Regions from separate parts of the Homo sapiens genome. Here region 2 is linked to region 1. Evidence: chromatin loops called from intact Hi-C (ENCODE). Cell type or tissue: transverse colon. All regions are shown on one strand. Each heading gives the region's core, and the rest is flanking DNA. Links, peaks and the distances in the headings are about the cores only.

The links. Peaks named below come from ENCODE experiments on the same cell type or tissue, not always from the same donor. Only the 100,000 strongest peaks of a DNase experiment are listed, where the experiment ranks them.
Region 2: it touches region 1 in a loop (5-fold over the local background); 12 of 110 quality-filtered maps call a loop at or near these places.

Annotation. Positions count from the first base shown.
Region 1 is chr16:74,783,355-74,786,160 of GRCh38, forward strand. No RefSeq gene overlaps it. Among named protein-coding and RNA genes, the nearest start is that of FA2H, 9.9 kb to the left of the region's middle. In transverse colon, for the core only: no CTCF peak of the experiment used is centred there; a DNase peak (open chromatin) is centred at 1,317.
Region 2 is chr16:74,725,741-74,728,546 of GRCh38, forward strand. FA2H (fatty acid 2-hydroxylase) reads right to left here. Exons shown (of 7, transcript NM_024306.5): 3 at 1,504-1,646; 4 at 485-591. Among named protein-coding and RNA genes, the nearest start is that of MLKL, 26 kb to the left of the region's middle. In transverse colon, for the core only: a CTCF peak has its summit at 1,196 (motif pointing left); a DNase peak (open chromatin) is centred at 531; H3K27ac peaks cover 577 bases.

The DNA.
Region 1 (2,806 bases), core at 232-2,731:
CCAGGCTGGAGTGCAGTGATGTGATCTCCGCTCACTGCAACCTCCGCCTCCTGGGTTCAAGTGATTCTCCTGCCTCAGCCTTCTGAGTAGCTGGGATTACAGGTGCGCGCCACCATGCCCAGCTAATTTTTTGTATTTTTAGTAGGTGGCCAGGCTGGTCTCGAACTCCTGACCTCGTGACCCACTCACCTCAGCCTCCCAAAGTGCTGGGATTACAGGCGTGAGCCACTGCACCCGGACTTTTTTTTTTTTTTTTTTTTTTTTTGAGATGGAGTCTTGCTCTGTCACCCAGGCTGGAGTGCAATGGCATGATCTCGGCTCACTGCAACCTCTGCATCCTGGGTTGAAGTGATTTTCCCGCCTCAGCCTCCTTAGTAGCTGGGATTACAGGCACCGGTCACCACACCCAGCTAATTTTTGTATTTTTGCAGAGACAGGGTTTTGCCATGTTGGCCAGGCTGGTCTTGAACTCCTGACCTCAGGTGATCCGCCCACCTCGGCCTCCCAAAGTGCTGGGATTATAGGCGTGAGCCACTGTGCCCAGCTGAGGAACATTTTTTTTTTTTTTTTTAGACGGAGTTTTTGCTCTTGTTGCCCAGGCTGGAGTGCAATGGTGTGATCTTGGCTCACCACAACCTCTGCCTCCCGGGTTCAACCAATTCTGCTGCCTCAGCCTCCCAAGTAGCTGGGATTACAGGCATGCGCCACTACGCCCAGCTAATTTTTTGTATTTTTAGTAGAGACAGAGTTTCACCATGTTGGTCAGGCTGGTCTTGAACTCCTGACCTCAGGTGATCTGCCTGCCTCAGCCTCCCAAAGTGCTAGGATTACAGGCGTAAGCCACCGCACCTGGCCTTTAAAATTTAAAGTAGTTTATCAGTCTTTTAGTTTATGATTATGGCTTTTGTATCTTAAGAAATATTTGACTACCCCCAAATTATAAATATATTCTTCTATATATTCTTTTCTTCTGGAAGCTCTATTTTTTTACTTTTCATATTTAGATCTAAAATCAACTTGGGATTGATTTTTTTAGTATGGTGTAAGATATGGGTCGAGATTAGTATTTTTTTCCATGTATATATCCAGTCTATTCAGCAACACTTGTTGAAAAGACCACACTCTTTTCTACATGGCTCTGAGGTATCACTTTCACATAAATCAAATGTATACAGTCATGTGTCACTTAATGGCAGGTATACAGTCTAAGCAATGCATCATTAGGCTATTTCATCATTATATGAACATCACAGAATGTGTGTACATGAGCTGGGTGTGGTGGCTCACGCCTGTAATCCCAGCACTTTGGGAGGCCGAGGCGGGTGGATTGCTTGAGTCCAGTAATTCGAGACCAGCCTGGGCAACATAGCGAAGGCCTGTCTCTACAAAAATTAGCTGAGCCTGGAGGGACACGCTTGTAGTTCCAGCTACTCAGGAGGCTGAGGTGGGAGGATTGCTGGAGTCTGGGAGGTGGAGGTTGCAGTGAGTCGAGATCATACCACTGCACTCCAGCCTGAGCAACAGAGCCGGACCTTGTCTCAAAAACAACAACAAAAAACTTGCATTAAAGTTCACAAAACATAAAATTCATCATTTTAACCATTTTAATACATACAACTCAAGGGCATTAGTACAGTCACAGTGCTGTGCAATCATCTTCTCCAAATATTTTCACCACCCCAAAAGGAAACCCCAGATCCACTGGCAGTCCTTCTCTATCCTGTTCTTCTCCTAGCTCCTGGCAACTACTAATCTGTTCTCTGTCTTCATGGATTGTCCTATTCTGGATATTTCATAGAAAAGGAATCATACAACATGTGACCTTTGTGCTGACTTCTTTTACTTAGCACAGCATTTTCGAAGTTCATCCACGTGGCAGCAGGTGTCAGTACTTCATTCCTTTTCATGGCCCAATAGTGTGCCATTCTATGGATATATCCCATTTTGTTTATCCATTCACCGGGTGACTGACTTTTGGGTTGTTTTTACCTTTGGCTATTACGAACAGTGCTGCTGTGAATATTCAGTTTCTTTCTGTATAAAATAGGGATCAAAAATTGCTGTCCTGGCTGAGTCAAAGGCTGTCAGGAAAGTCAAATGAGATAGCACAGAAGAAAGTTTTCTGTGAGCTGCTTGGCGTCGTGCAAGTGTGGAGTGGAATCTGGTGTTGTTATTGTTATGGTTAAGATCATGATCATGGTTATGGACATGTTCAGCTATCCTGGCATCAGGGAGGAGAGGAAAGGTCCCAGGCCTGAGCTCTCCCTCAATGCCAGCTTGTCACCCAGTGCCCAGTGTTGGTCCGTCTGGCAGAGGCCAGCTGCTCACAAGTTATATTAGTCCATTTTCACACTGGTGATAAAGACATACGGCTGGGTGCAGTGGCTCATGCCTGTAATCCCAGCACTTTGGGAGGCCGAGGCGGGTGGATCACTTGAGATCAGGAGTTCGAGACCAGCCTGGCCAACATGGTGAAACCCAATCTTTACTAAAAATACAAAAATTAGCCAGATGTGGTGGCAGGTACCTGTAATCCCAGCTACTTGGGAGGCTGAGGCTGGAGAATCGCTTGAACCTAGTAGGCAGAGGTTGCAGTGAGCCGAGATCACACCACTGCACTCCAGCATGGGCAACAGAGGAGACTCTGTCTCAGAACAAAAAAAGAAAAAAGAAAAAAAAGACATACCCAAGACAGGGTAATTTATAAAGAAAAAGAGATTTAATGGACTCACAATTCCATGTGCTTGGAGAGGCCTCACAATCAGAAGGTAAAAGGTGCTTCTTACATGGCGGCAGCAAGAGAGAA
Region 2 (2,806 bases), core at 254-2,753, 58 kb before region 1:
GGGGTCTGCTGCCTGAGCCTTTGCCTTGGACACACTCTAGGACACTCCCAGATCTTTCTCTCCCAAGTTCTCTGCTAATCTGTGCTGGGTTCATAGGCCAGTCCGAGTCTAGCTCTCAGCTGTGTCACCCGATGAAGTGATTTCATTTAGTTTCTTAGCAAAGAATCCCACATCATGTGTCTTTTGGTGTGACACTCAATGAGAGGCACTCAATCTCTCTCTCTCTCTTTTTTTATTGCTATGCCACCCGATGATTCCATTTAGTTTCTGCTGATGTGTTGTTGGGTTTTGTATCCATTTGGGGGGTAGATGGGAGTCAGACAAAATTCTTCTTTGGAAGACTATTTCTACAGAGAGGCTTCACCAAAAATGTCTGTGATGTAGTTTGGGGTTCTGTGCTCTCAGAAACTCTGGGCCAGGGAAAGCACTGAGGTCTCCTCCCTCTAGGATCCTCAGGGCAAGTCAGGAAAGAAACTGGCATTACCTGTTGTAAATGACGTGAAGAGTCGGACGTTGCCCTGGGCAAAGGTTCGGTAGTAGGACCAGCTGAGATACAGCACCAGGGGCACCCAGATGATGGGGACACTGTACCTGCAGGAAGGCCATCAGGGTGAGAGAGATACATGCACAGGAGCTTGACAGAGTACAGCTTTCTTTTTTTTTTTGAGACGGAGTTTCACTCTTGTTGCCCAGGCTGGAGTGCAATGGCGTGATTTCGGCTCACTGCAACCTCTGCCTCTGGGGTTCAAGTGACTCTTCTGCCTCAGCCTCCCAAGTAGCTGGGATTACAGGCATGTGCCACCACACCCAGCTAATTTTGTATTTTTAGTAGAGATGGGGTTTCACCATGTTGTCAGGCTGGTCTCGAACTCCTGACCTCAGGTGATCCACCCACCTTGGCCTCCCAAAGTGTTGGGATTACAGGCGTGAGCCACCATGCCCGGCAGGGTCCAGCTTTCTTAGAGACACATAACTCAACTGGATTGGGGACAAGATGACACCAAAGCATATGCAGAATGCCTATGGAGACCTGGGGTCAAAGGGACACTGGTACAGGGAGTGGGGAAGAGAAAAGAGGAGAGAGGCTGTGAGTCCATCTGCCTCCTGTCTCTGAGATGAGTTACTGGCAGAAAAGAACTGTGTCCCCAGGGCTACTGACTCTATGCAACTGGTCAGATGCTGACCTCTTGTGGCAGAGGAGCTAATTGCAGGCAAAATTGTTCCCATGCGCATCGTGGGCAAGAAACTCCTCATAAGAGTCTGGAATAGACCAGAGGTGGCATTCAATGTAGTTTCTGGCTACATGCTGGGTTGTGACCCACCCAGTGGACAAAACCATGCATAGGGATGAATTATTCCCATGGCATGTTCCTCCCTCCCTGACAGCTTTACAGCATAGACCTGGGCTCTGGGGAGGGACTCAATTGCCCCCTCCCTTTCCATATCTGATTGGCACCGTCAGAAGAGAGGGACAGCCTGCCACAGGCTCAGGGAAGAGCTCACCAGACAGTCTTAGAGAGGCCCTCAATGAGGTCTGAGTGGAAGAGGCGGATGGGCCTGGTCACCGGCTGGTGAACCCACTCATCGTACTTCTCTCCCAAGTGGCCCACCTGCCACAGGAGAGGCTTTCGCCAGTCCACCAGGTCCTGCAAGAGATGAAGCCAAGTGGACGTTTGATATTCACGTCTTCCCATATTCGTTCTCCCATTTCCTCGTTACAGCATCCCAATCCCCTGCTCCTACCTCAGCTCCTGTGATCTGTGTGGGGCCACCCACCCTCCTGCTTCAGTGATCAAGAACTGACCAAGCTGCTCATCCCAGCCCCCAGCCACAGCAATAGGATCCGGTAAAGGTTTGCGACCTAAGCTGGTGTGATGAGCCATCAGATGATCCCTCTTTCTGTTGGAGGTGCTAAATCGGCAGGGCATGAGCCTGGATTTACTAGCAGAGCCTGCCTGAAGATGCCACCAGCACAGAAGATGGCCAAACCAAGAGCTAGAGAGACAGAATCTCAGTGATGATATCTGAGCATCCAGATTCAGCCACATCTGAAGTTTAAAGTCTTGCTCAGGACTCTTGAGGTACAGGAGGTAATACATTTTGTATCAGGAATGAAGTGGGCTCTTTTCCCCAGGCTTCTTGGTGTTGGCCTGGGTAATTAATTCATTCAATCATTTATTCAGCAATTTATTTTTTATATATATATTTATTTCTATGCTAGGTGCTGGGAAGAATCAACAGGAATGAAAGAGGCCAACCTTGTTTCATGTAGCTTAGTGCTTACAGTTAGACTCGGAAGTCAGGCCTGGGTACAAATCCATTTGCCATTTACTGTGTGATTTCTGGAAAATTACTTAACCTCTCTGAGCCTCAGTTTCCCCAGCTATAAAATGGAAGTAATTGTTGGTTGCAGTAGCTCATGCCTGTAAACCCTGCATTTTGGGAGGCTGAGGCAGGATAACTGCTTGAGGCCAGTAGTTTGAGACCAGCCTGGGCAATAGTTCGAGACTCCGTCTCTTCAAAAATAAAAAAATAATAACGGTACCTGCATTAAGTGCTCAATGAGATGTGGCATGCCAAGCAGGATAGTTTAGTGGAGATACAAAGCAGGCTGAGATCCAGAGGCAGAATGGCTGGTACAAATGCCCGGGTCACGGTAGGCGAGGAGGGCTTTGCAGAGGATCTGGGTTTTGGTTTGGAGTTCATCAACATGGGGGATTTGACAAGGGGGAGAGAGGAAAGGATGACAGGGAGTGTGGGCACAGATGTAAAGTTGAATATGGTTGTGGCCTTTCTGGCACCTTAA